2 separate regions of the Homo sapiens genome follow, and region 2 is linked to region 1. The links are chromatin contacts, found by Hi-C or POLR2A ChIA-PET in ENCODE. All regions are on one chromosome and are shown on one strand. The core of a region is the stretch at or near the end of the contact, and the rest is flanking DNA. Distances in the headings are between cores, read along the strand shown. Region 1 holds the start of HLF (HLF transcription factor, PAR bZIP family member). Region 2 has its middle 65 kb from the start of SMIM36.

What was found. Hi-C counts contacts between places; a loop is a spot of excess contacts on that map. ChIA-PET counts read pairs that join two places held with the same protein, here RNA polymerase II (POLR2A). Pooled maps may share reads with other maps.
Region 2: a loop to region 1 is called in a pooled map, with 6 times the contacts of the local background. The contact joins the enhancer-like site here to the promoter of HLF in region 1. A Hi-C loop is called at or near these places in 1 of 37 single-sample maps with no recorded cell type and 4 of 50 pooled maps. POLR2A ChIA-PET finds 5 or more read pairs at or near these places in 1 of 52 experiments (activated T-cell).

Annotation. Positions count from the first base shown.
Region 1 is chr17:55,261,571-55,268,008 of GRCh38, forward strand. It overlaps HLF (HLF transcription factor, PAR bZIP family member), which reads left to right and starts at 3,390. Exons shown (of 4, transcript NM_002126.5): 1 at 3,390-4,029; 2 at 6,181-6,438. The coding sequence starts at 3,915. RefSeq lists a silencer at 3,194-3,513.
Region 2 is chr17:55,573,321-55,579,758 of GRCh38, forward strand. No RefSeq gene overlaps it. Among named protein-coding and RNA genes, the nearest start is that of SMIM36, 65 kb to the left of the region's middle. RefSeq lists enhancers at 2,694-3,893, 3,573-3,642. Within about 2 kb of position 3,876, at least 29 of the 41 ENCODE cell types and tissues checked have a DNase peak (open chromatin) inside an H3K27ac peak, as active enhancers do.

The DNA of each region.
Region 1 (6,438 bases), core at 2,140-4,639:
GAAAGGTCCATTGAGAACTGACTATCCACCCACTAGAATGGCTACAAGTTTTAAGAGAAACTGACACCACTAAATATTGGTGAGGCGCTAGAACAACCAGAACTCTCATATACTGCTGCTGGAAATGCAGGACAATTTACCTGCTTCAGAAGACTATAGAAGAGCTTCTTCTAAAGTAAAACACACATCTTTTCTATGATCCAGTAATCCTACTCCTATTTGTTTATCCAAGAGAAAGGAAAGCATGTGTTCACAAAAGAACTCAGACAAGAATTCTCATAAACATTTTATTCATGCCTAAAAACTGGAAACAACCCAAATGTCCACCAATACAACAGATAAACTTTTGTATATTCATAGAGCGGAATACTACTCACTAATATAAAGAAATGAACTATATGCAACATTGGTGAATGTCTAAAATACTGTGCAGAGTGAAAGAAGCTACACACAAGAGAGTATATACAGTATGATTTCACTTGTATGAAATTATAAAACAAGCAAAATGAATCTATGGTGTAAGGAGGCCATGTAAAGAGAAAGAGAAGGCCAGCCAGCCCAGTATCCCAGCTGAGCCTAACCTAGATTGCAGAATAATGAGAAATAATAAAATGATTGTTGTTTTAAGCCACTAGGTTTTGGAGTGATCTGTTACACAGCAATCAATAATCAGCATCATTGCTTTCCTCATGGAATTGTCAGAAGTATGTGATATGACACATATGGAAGGGCTCTGTAAGTGGACAAGTGCTAAGCACTTGTGAGCGGCAGTTATCTCTGGGCATATGTGCAGATTGGGGTTAGTGCTCATTAGGGATATGTCCATTTGAGAATTAACCTGTGGAATTCAGAGGGTCTTACTACCCAACCAATATAACCTTTGGTTTCTTCTATCCCTCTCCTTCCTCTTGAGCAGCCATCCACAACTGCTTCTGGGGAAGAGAGAGAGAGAAAGAGAAAGAAAGATGTTCATGGTTTGTTAAAAAAATAAAAGAAAATAACATTTACAAATGGCCAGAGTAGAAAAGATGTACCAATTTCATTTATCTTGTTAAGGAATGGGGCTAGATTGAAGATTAGCCAATGCTTATAATTTTTGAGGCTCTAAGAAATACCTTTGAAGTTAGAGAAGGATGGAGAGAAGTGAGAGGGAGTCACCATGGTCTAAGGGGCTGGTCCTCAATCTGGTCCGTGACATGTTGATCAGGCTCAGGGAAATTAAATTAAATGAACCAAATTCCCAAGAAACTGCTTGATCAACCAGAACGCCAGTTTATCCACTTGCAATGAGAAATGCAATTTCCAAGCCACAGTATTTGGTTCTGTCAGGTGGTAAGGAGAAGATTACCCTGGGAAACCAGATTACTTGACCTGGTAAGAGTTTCATGTCTGGAAACATGGGGAAGTGAGGACATGCGGAGAATCATGAGCAGGTGGAGCACTTTGGGCGTGCTGAGTAATGTCAGTGGACTGTTACACAAAGCTTAGGTAACGCATCTTTCATGCACCTGGAATCTGCAATCTAACAGATTTCTAACCAGGCTGAGAGGATGCTCTCAGTCCTGCCAGTTTATGGACTTACAGGGATGTAAGGAACTCAAGACAGGGAAATAGCCTCTGTCTCCAAAAGGATAGCGGAGATGAGGTCCCTTTTTTATTTTTTAAAAAAACAATATAATATAATTGATGGATTCAGACCGTTCACGAGAGACTATTACCTCCACGCCCAGCTCAGGCACCTTCTCTAGAATCCCTTTCCTAATAATGTAAGTGCCCCTGTCACCTCCATCTATCCATTTTTGTTCTTTTAAGCCTATTTTATATTATTTGCTTATATGCCAAACCCTAAACGATGAGTTCTTGAAGGTTAAAATTATGTTTTATTCATCTTTTTTCACTAGCCCCCGCATAGTCGCTGGCATACATACCGTGGTGCTCAATAAATGCATGTGGCATTAACTAAAAGTTTGCTGTTTCTGGAATTCGTCTGAAACCTGAAACACTGCAACAACATCTCACTTAGAATGTTGCCTTACCCTTTTGCCATAATTTTAGAGTGAGGAAGTAGAGGTCACTAGATTACGTGTCCTTTTATGAAGAACCTACAGCTCAGGGCAGAAAGGCACTTGCCGGAATCACCCTGCCAGGGAACTCTGAACCCCGCTGCGCCGCCGCTCCTGATCTCTGGGGTTTCAGGCGCCTCCTCTCTTACAACCCTCTCCTGGGGAAGTAAACCCCATCAAGACACCACCACATCCTTCCCCAGCGACTCAGCCTGGGGTCACAAAGGCCTTTACGTCCCACTGAAAAACGGTTTTCTTTCATTTGTGCCCATTCGTTCTTGCAGCCCCTTCCCCAGATCGAAGACTAGGGTCTTAGTAAGGAGAGGTAAGGAGGGAGGGGAAGAACCTGCCTGGCCCCCCGCGGAGCTCTGCAGGGGGCGTCGCGGCTGCACGCCAGCGCCCGCACCACCCCAGGCGGGAAGGGAGTTATCACACAGGGGGTCGCACGCAGATCTCGGGGACCGTGGGTGCCACGAGGTCAAACTGGCAGAGGGAGACGCTGCAGCTGCTGTAACAGCAAGGAAAGCCGAAGCCCCCTTAGGGGATACTTTACAAAATTATTTTAATCACCGTGCAAACCTAATAACTTGACCCAAGCGCAATCACCTGTATTCACCCAGAGTAAATATTCCTAAAATCCCGTTCAGTGTGTCTGTGTCTCTCCCGCCTCTTTCCGTTTCAGGCAAATGTCTACCCCCCCTCTCCCCCCACCGTTAACACCTCTCTGCAGCGTGGGAAACAGTGCCCAGCAGCTCAGTCCTCCGCTTCCCGCTCTGCTTTTTGCATCCCATTCGGACTTATAGGAAGTAGTTATTTTTTGGTGGTGGTGGAAACTGGGCAAGAAAGAAGACGCTAAGCTTGGCCGGGGCCAGGAGAAATATTGAGAAGGGTCGTTACCTTCCATCCGATCTAAACCAATCATCTCAAACTTGGCTACTCTTTGGAACCACCTGGGGAGCTTTAAAAATTATGGACGCCCTGATAGCACCGCAGAGGTTCTGATCTAATTGATCTGGGATGCGGCCTGGGTATCGCGATTTTTTTAAAACTCCTCAGGTTATTCCCAGCTTGAAAACTATGGATATAAATTTCTCATTCCTCTTCCCACCCAGACCAAAAAAAAAAAAAAAAATCTAAGCCTAAGTTGATGGCCCAGGGAATCTGGCACCTGCTCCCCTGCAACCAGCCAGTGCTGCAAGGTCCCCGAAAATCGGCGCGAGCGGCGACGCTAAACACGCGGCGGCGGGGCGAGCGGGCCAGGCGGGCGGTGCCGCGCGTGGCCCCGCCCCCGCACGCCTATGGGCGCGAGGTGCGGGCCCTGACGTCACTCTTGTCAGGGCCGCGGCACATGGGCGGCCGGATGCGCTGAGCCCGGCGCTGCGGGGCCGCGGAGCGCTGGGGAGCAGCGGCCGCCGGCGCGGGGAGGGGGGTGGGGTGGGACGGCGCACCGCCTCCGGTGCTGGCACTAGGGGCTGGGGTCGGCGCGGTGTCTTCTGCCCTTCTGCAGCCGTCGACATTTTTTTTTCTTTCTTTTTTTCAATTTTGAACATTTTGCAAAACGAGGGGTTCGAGGCAGGTGAGAGCATCCTGCACGTCGCCGGGGAGCCCGCGGGCACTTGGCGCGCTCTCCTGGGACCGTCTGCACTGGAAACCCGAAAGTTTTTTTTTAATATATATTTTTATGCAGATGTATTTATAAAGATATAAGTAATTTTTTTCTTCCCTTTTCTCCACCGCCTTGAGAGCGAGTACTTTTGGCAAAGGACGGAGGAAAAGCTCAGCAACATTTTAGGGGGCGGTTGTTTCTTTCTTATTTCTTTTTTTAAGGGGAAAAAATTTGAGTGCATCGCGATGGAGAAAATGTCCCGACCGCTCCCCCTGAATCCCACCTTTATCCCGCCTCCCTACGGCGTGCTCAGGTCCCTGCTGGAGAACCCGCTGAAGCTCCCCCTTCACCACGAAGACGGTGAGCGCTGCCGCGGCCCCGCTCCGGGAAGGGACGACGCTCCGGGGGTCCCCCTCCGCGGCCGGGCACGCCCGCTGGAGCATCCCCCAACCCCGCTCCCGCCCTGTCCCGCGGCGCCCCGGCCCCGCGCTGATGAAATTGAGGAGCTCACCCAGCACCCTTCCTCCCCTTCCTCCTCCTCCATGAAAGGGGAGGGACCCCTCCTGAGCTACATTTAAAAGAGCTTCGGGCACCCGGCCTCCCTGGGTCCCGCTCCTGCGGCGCGGGTGGGAGGTGTAACTTGACAGGTCAGGATCGTTCCCTAGAACGAGGCACACCCGCACGCAGAGCGAGCCCGCCTGCGGAGGGCAGAGCCTCCCGGGCTGGGGAGGAGAAACCCTGGGGCCTGGTTCTGTGCGGGGCAGGGGGCGGGGGTCGGCTTGAGGGAGGGGGTTTCACTGCGTAGCCTGGGTTTTGGGGTTGTGTTACAGCTTCTGTTACTGGTTAGTATTTGGAACTCACGAGGTGTGAGAGAAGACTCGTTTTCTTCTGGTGAAGGGTAGCTGAGAAAGCGGGGTGGGGGCTGGGGCCGGTGGGGGGAGTGGTCTCTCGGCGGGAAGCCGTGCACGCCTCCAGCGTTGACACTTTCCCGGTGCACTTTTTCTGGTGGGAGGGGAGAGCGGAGCAGGCTCACGTGTAACCGCGCAGGAGCCTCCTCTGGCTTGAGCCCTTTCTTGGTAAGTCCCAAACCTTCCCAAGACAACCTTGGCCTTAGCAGTAGAGGAGGGGTACGTGTGATGAGGCCCCAAACCCGGCTAAGTGATGCCACGGATTTGGGTTGATGCGATTTCATGCCTTCGGTATCACAGTAGCAAATGCGAACCGTGCGGCTCACAGTGTAAAGTTCTGAAAGGTTATTTGGCTACAAATAGCTTGGGAGTACTTGCACCTTCTTTTCTAGGAGAGGACAACCTGTTGCATTGCAAGAGTTTGCAATCTGCAGATGATAGCCAGGGACCCCTCCCTAACTATCCTTTAAGGAAGAGCATTTGGGAGGAAGGGGCTGCCTGCAGGCTTTTGCATCTGTGGGTGTTTTAAGTCAGATTTTCAGATGAGATGGTAGAGGGTTAGAATGGATGGCAGTGGAGGCTGTGTTTCTCTGAAGATGAAACTCAGAAGCAAATTCCTTAATCCCAGATTCCACCCACGACTGAATACTAGAATTGGCAAGATCCGGAATGCTTGTTAAAGACCTAATGGGCGAGCAGTACTTCCAGGTAGCAAATAGCTGCATACTTCCAACATAAATGTATAGAATAACTCACCTTTTCCAATAGCTCTGCTTTTGAAAGGTTTTGTAAATGCATACTCTTTGTAAATTGGATCATACTCAAATGTTTGGAGAAGAGAAGGAAGAAAACACTTTGTATTTTTTTAAACTCCTTTTGTAAAAATCAGTGTGCCCCAGTGGCTTTAGAAGCAAACACATGTGAGCTCAGAAAGTTCTCATTCTCTGCCAACATGAGGCATTGGTCAAGTTCCCTCAAGTCTCAGAGCCTCCGAGTCTTTGTTGTAAATGGAGGTAATTGTTATTTTGCAAGTTTATTGTGAGATTTTTGAGATAATATATGGAAAGAACCAGGTATCCAGTAGGTACTCTAAACATGATGTTAAAGAAGGGTGGAAGGTCCCTGCTTTACCAAAATTAAGACCACTAACTCACTGGCTTTGTAAGTCTGAATGACCTCCTATTGCTGCTGTGATGAATTCCTGGAAGATAATTCAAGCCTGGTTATTGGCTGTTGTTTTCTTAAAAATGACAGCAGTTGTATATAATCACAGATGTTATATTCCTATTTTAGGTTTAAGTTATTACTCTTCTCAAATAATGTGCTGAGACTGTTCTCTGGTTTTTATCCTAGATCAGCCTGTAGCCCTGCCCCAAGGACTAGTGCCTTCTTTCCAAAGTAAATAGGAAGATGTTGAAAAACAGGCAGAGATCCACGTCCTGCCTGAACTTTTAACTCTAGATCTACAAAAGACAGCAGCCAGAGAAGGACCCTGCCATTCGTGAGAAATAGTCTTATAACAGGCCAGGAAAAGTGATAAAAGAGCGGTATTGTTTTTCTTTTCTTTCTTTTTTTTTAAGTCCAGCTTTCCCTTCTTCTGCAGCATTTAGTAAAGATAAAGACAAGGAAAAGAAGCTGGATGATGAGAGTAACAGCCCGACGGTCCCCCAGTCGGCATTCCTGGGGCCTACCTTATGGGACAAAACCCTTCCCTATGACGGAGATACTTTCCAGTTGGAATACATGGACCTGGAGGAGTTTTTGTCAGAAAATGGCATTCCCCCCAGCCCATCTCAGCATGACCACAGCCCTCACCCTCCTGGGCTGCAGCCAGCTTCCTCGGCTGCCCCCTCGGTCATGG
Region 2 (6,438 bases), core at 2,626-5,125, 310 kb after region 1:
GGTATAGAAAATGAATTTTCTGTAAGAGTTCACATCTTTAAGCAATGAGAGATGCATTTTCAAGCTGAACTCACCTGAATGTCACTCTCTGTCAACAAAAGCCATGGAGGTAACCAACAACCTCTTCTTTCTACAGTACAGAACAGAGAAGGGCAAGAGGAGGAGCAGGTGTAGCAGAGAGGCAACACTAGGACACGTTGTTTCTGAAGTGATTTACGAATGACAAGTAGAAGTAGTGAATACAAAATGAAAATTAGAGGAGGTAGTTCTTCCAGTTGTTTAAAAAGAGAGAGAAATAAGCAACAGCTGCAGCTTGTGTTCTGCTATTTGAAGGTGAACTCTTCCTTTAGAATTTCAGACTTTTAGCAACAGCTTAGCGGTTGAAACTACAGAAATGATGTTGATACACTTAAATTCAGTACTTTCAGCAGTTGCAAATAGATAAAGAATTTTCTGCATTTTATATAAAGCCACTGATAGAATAAAGTAATAGTGGCCAGGCACAGTGGCTCACGCCTTTAATCCCAGCACTTTAGGAAGCTGAGGTGGGTGGATCACGAGGTCAGGAGTTCAAGACCAGCTTGACCAGGATGGTGTAACCCCATCTCTACTCAAAATACAAAAATTAGCCAGGTGTGGTGGTGGGTGCTTGTAATCCCAGCTACTCAGGAGGCTGAGGCAGAGAATTGCTTGAACCCGGGAGGCGGAGGTTGCAGTGAGCCGAGATCGTGCTCCGGCCTGGGCGACAGAGCGAGACTCACTCTCAAAAAAAGAAAAAAAAGCAATAGTAATATATGGATCCATATATTAAAACAATAAGTAATATATGGATCCGTATATATTAAGACAACAAGTAATATATGGATCAATAATTAAAACAAAGAATGGGATCAATGGACTATTAAAAACATGAACAAGGTGAGAGAGATGAGAGGGGAAAGGAAAGAGGGGAGAATATTCAAAACATGAACAAGGTGAGAGAGATGAGAGGGAAAAGGAAAGAGGAGAGAAAAAAGAGACTCTAGGACATACCAAGACAGACGTTTTGCCCTGAGCTACACCTGAATAAGAATTCACTAATTTCTTAAAAACGAGGAAATGAAATTTAATACTGGAACACTATATATTTCTTTTATATCATATGTATAGATTTATGCTTAGGTTAACAACTTAGTAAAGTGAATGTTGTTTCTCCCATATTGTGGATTAAGTCATTCTTAACTAATAATTTTGTGGTCTTTAAGGAGTCCCAGATCAAATCCATACCTGGGTCACTTGTTTGCAATAGGCATTATAAAAAATTATATTGAAGATTCTGTTGCTAAGCTAAGCAGTGCCCTCTGAAGATTGTTGCCTTGACAAGGATAATCACTCTTGGAGGAGTTAGACATTGCAGAGGTACTTGATGGGTGACCTGCATGGGCCCTTTCTCAGAGCCTTATTACCATGTATTTTTCCAAACACTTAGTAGAGATAAGAGTTGGCCTCATAAACCTTAGTTATATTCATTAGGTCCTAGGCCAGTTTATTCTTTCATTTAGGAAATAGGTATTGAGTATAGACTCTGCATCAGGGGCTTTACTGTGTAAAATGCTGGGAGACCATGAGAATACCTGTCAGTGTACAATTTTCAAAATGTTAAAAACATAATTCTCATGAAAAACACAGAGAGCAAATGTCAAAGTTGTATTTGAGTCATTCATGAGGGATTCATCAAGATAATCAAGCCGATTCAAAGAAAGATATGGGGTAAAAAAAATATATGCTATATATACATATATGAATACATATGTACATGTAGAAAAGGAGAGAGAGATAGAAGAAGAGAGTCAGTTTAACCAAAAAAGTGCTGGAATAAGATTTCTAAATTGGATTAAAAAACAGTCAATTTCTACAGTATAGTAAAATCATAACTTTGGGGGTAATAATTCTGTCTACTAGACAAAAATCATTTACATATTATCAGTTTCCTACAAGTTCAACCTTAACTTTACAGAGTCTGGCCCTTTATTAAGGTAAAAAGTACATCAAATGAAAACCAGTTGACCCATGGACAGGCTTATTACCCAATGCTCTATGACATGGACAGAACACGCAGTCATCCTTCTTTCCTTATTTCTAAGTTTTGGGTGATCTTTCTTCACATGATGAACAAAAGCAGAGTCTCTACGCTCACGGATCTATCACCTAGTCACATTATCATTGCATTACTGATTACGCAAATACATGGAGATTTCAACTGTGTTGAGAGTTGTGAAGGAGGGTACACAATGGTTATAAGTGTTTACAACAGGGATTTTTCTAAGCAGGGGATCAGGAAGGCACCAGTGAGGAAGGAGACACCAGAGGGGGAAACACTGGGGAACACTGGGCAGCAGTGAACCAGATGGGCCCTCATTTCTTCCCTACCCACACATCTCTCCATGGCTTTGAGCACCATGTATGTGACGATTTCTCTCACACGTACACATTTAGTCCTTTCTCTCCTCAAAACTTCAGACCTGAGAGTTCACTTGGATGGCACACAGGCATCTCACCTTGGCATGTTCAAAGCAGAATTCTCAGTCCTGCTCACACCAAACATCAACCCTTCTCATAGCCTTTCTGTTTTAGTAAGTGGCACCACCGTCCCTCCAATTGATCAAAACAAAGGTTTAGGAATTCTTTCCGATTTTCCTCTTTCCCTCACTCCCCCTACCCCAAAGCAGTTTGTCAGTTAACACTGCCTGCTCCTCCCTTATAGTATGCAAAATCCACCACTTTCACACCACTACCCAGGGCCAAGACATCAACATCCCCTCTCTCGTGAACTATTTCAGTGTTTCCACCAAGACTTCATTCTCCACTTAGCAGCCAAAAGGTAAATCTCAGCTAAAAGGTAAATCCTATCCTGTCGCTCTTCTAAAATCCCTCCAGTGGTAACTGGAATAAAATCTAAACTCCTCCCACTGACTCACACAGCCCTACGACACCCGACATTCATAACTTTTGACTCAACTGTTACTATTTCCACTCCCACCCCGAGCCCCACCCCTAACTCCACTCTGGTCACACAATCCTTCTTTCAGTTCTTCAAACATTCCATGCTTATTCCCAGCTAATGGCCTTTGAGCTTGTAGTTCTCTCTTTCTGACATATTTTTCCTTGTTACTTTTGTCTGTCTGTCTCCTTTCGTTATCCAGATCTCAAGCTTAAATATTACATCTTTAGAAAGGTCTTCCCTAACCACCCAATCCAACCTACACCTAGTTTCTCTCCATCAGATCTTTTGACTTTAATTCTCTGCATGATGTCATCATGAGCTGCTATTTCTTCTTGTTTACTTCCTCTTTTTTCTCTGTCTGCCCTTCCCAACCCAACCCCTCCATACATGTCTTGAATTTTAGTTGTAACTCCAGTGCCTACAACAGTGCCTAACACATAGCAGGTGCTAGAAAATAATTTTTGAATACATGAACAAGCAAAGAGGGAAAGGACAATCACTCAGACAAAAGGAGACAAAAGGAGCATAAAGGACTGAAAAAAAATATTCAGCGTAGTGAGAAGCTGGGAGCACAGAGAGTAGGAGGGAGCAGGGTGAAAAGGACAGCGGAGAGCAGAAGCCTCCAGCCCACGCAGCACTCGGAGGGATTTTAAGGAGTTTCATCTTCATCCAAATACTAATGAGAAGGCAGACACAGGGCTGAGAAAAGGATAATATGCTAGTGATCTTGAACTCAAACTGAAAGAGACTTAATAGGAAAAATAAGGCCACTGCTGTAGTGATGGGCCCCCGGGTAGTCAGAGCAGAAATGCACTGACCCACATCAGTTCATTTCTCTCCCCATGGCACACACAGTCATCATCACTTCCAGCCTCGCCACCATGAAGTGAACAACAGCCCGTGGAATGAACTTTCACTTCTTCAAGAGCATAATGCTGCTTTCCAACCCAGGCCCGCCCTGCATGCGGTTTCCTCTACATACAAAGCTCCTCCAACTTCCACATGCCTAGTTAACTCCTTTTTTCCCCTTCATTTCTCTGCTGAAACCTCATTTCCTCAGGAAAAGCCTTCTTGGACCCTCTCCCCGCACCATACTGTGTCAGGGCCCACTGTTATAGTTCCCTGAACTGTAACTCCAAGAAATTACCATTCTTTCTTTCACAGCAGGAATCAGTATCACATGCGGTTGAAAATGAAAGCTGTTAGACTGCGTAGCATCCCACATTTTCTACGTGGTAGCTGTGTAAACATAGGCAAATTATATAATCTCCTTGAAGACTTCAGTTTCATTATCTGTAAAATAGGAATAATAATAGTCCCTACTTCAAAAATTTTTTTTTTTTTTTTGAGACGGAGTTTCGCCTTTGTTGCCCAGGCAGGAGCGCAGTGGCGCGATCTTGACCCACAGCAACCTCCGCCTCCGGGTTCAAGAGATTCTCCTCCTCTCAGGGGAGGCCTTCCCATGCCCCGACAGTGCAGAGATGCCCGACTGTGCAGTCTGGGTTTGGTGGCTGCAGCTGTGCCCGAGGGGGTGGGGCTCCTTCCTGCTCTGTGGAGTGGGAGGCCCGAGTCTGCAGCCATGACTTGGGCTGTTGTGGCTGCACCTGGGGAATTCCCTCCCCATCAGCTCGGAAGTGTTGTGATTCCCACTTGTTGCCAGCTCCACGGAGTGTGCAGCCCTGGCTGAGCTTCGCTGTTGCAGCCAGCGTAATGGCAGCGGCTGCCCCAGATGGGCTGCAGGCGCCATCATTAGCACAGCCCTCTATGAAAAGCATTATGGCTATTTCTCAAAGAACTAAAAGTAAATCTACCATTCAATCCAGCAGTCCTACTACTGGGTATCTACCCAAAGGAAAAGAAGTAGTGATATTGAAAAGACACCTGCATGTATATGTTTATGGCAGCACAATTCACAATTGCAAAGATAATGGACCATCAATTGATAAGTGGATAATGAAAATGTGTTATATATACACCATGGAATACTACTCAGCCATAAAAAATAAACAAAATGATGTCTTTTGCAGCAACTTGGATGGAGTTAGAGGCTATCATTCTAAGTGAAGTAACTCAGAAATGGAAAACCAAATATATATTCTGACTTCTAAGTGGGAGCTAAGCTATGGGTACACAAAAGCATACAGAGAGGTATAATGGACACTGGATACTCAGAAGTGGGGCGAGTGAGCAGGGGTGAGGGATGAAAAATCACATATTGGGTACAATGTACACTCCTTGGTGACCAGTGCACTAAAATCTGACTTCACCACTATACAATTCATCCATATGACCAAAAACCACTTGTACCCCAAAAGCTGTTGAAATAACAAGATTATATGTATATGCGATTATATATATATAATTATATATATGTGTGTGTGTTCCTGGTTTATTTTATATATATAATTTATATATATACATATATATGTGTGTGTGTGTATATATGTGTATATATATAAAACCAGGAGAAATTCTAACTGGGCTAAATATATAAATATATATTTATAATTTCTTGTTTGTTTGTTTGAGACAGAGTCTCACTCTATCACCCAGGCTGGAGCGCAGTGGCGCCATCTTGGCTCACCGTAACCTCTGCCTCCTGGGTTCAAGCGATTCTCATGCCTCAGCCTCTTAACGTAGCTGGGTTTACAGGCATGTGCCATCCTACCCTGCTAATTTTTGTAATTTTAGTAGAGATGGGGCTTTGCCATGTTGACCAGGCTGGTATCAAACTCCTGACCTCAAGCAATTGGTCTGCCTTGACCTCCCAAAGTGTTGGGATTATAGGCGTAAGCCACTGCACCCAACCTATAATTGTTTTTAATAATTATTATAGGCATTACAGCCCAAAAAACTGAATGACATTTCTTCACATGAATCTATTACTCTTACTTATACTGAGAAGTGGATATCATAGCATCCACTCACAACTTAACAGACTACTGACAGACACAGCACAAGGAGTTTTGCATTTAAGGTATCTATGTGATGTTCTTCTACGTGATGTTTCAGTTTTCAATTCCTTTCTCTGTACAACTGTAAACCTTCAATTAAAAAGTGCTCTGTGGGGTCATTTGGCCTTCACTTAGTGCTAATGCAATTAGCGTCACAAAAGCAAGGGCCCTGAAATTGTATGGAAAAACTCTGTTATCCAGTGGTCATCTAGAACAGGCAGAATGTTTTTAGATTAAGTTCAGTGATGTATTATCATTGAAGTGAAAACAGAATTTAAAATTCACATGGAACTTTCAGACCTCAGGGTGTGCTTTTGCTGATACTCATGTGTGTGCAGTTGACGGTTTGTTACAGTGCTACATATTATTGATGTTCCAGTGCTCTTTTTGTATTTCCTCTCTTCCTAAGCTTCCTGGCTGACATAGCCTCTCTGTGCATAGCCTTCTACAATCATCATGTTACCATGCAAATGAAAAGTCTAGTTATATCTATATCTACAT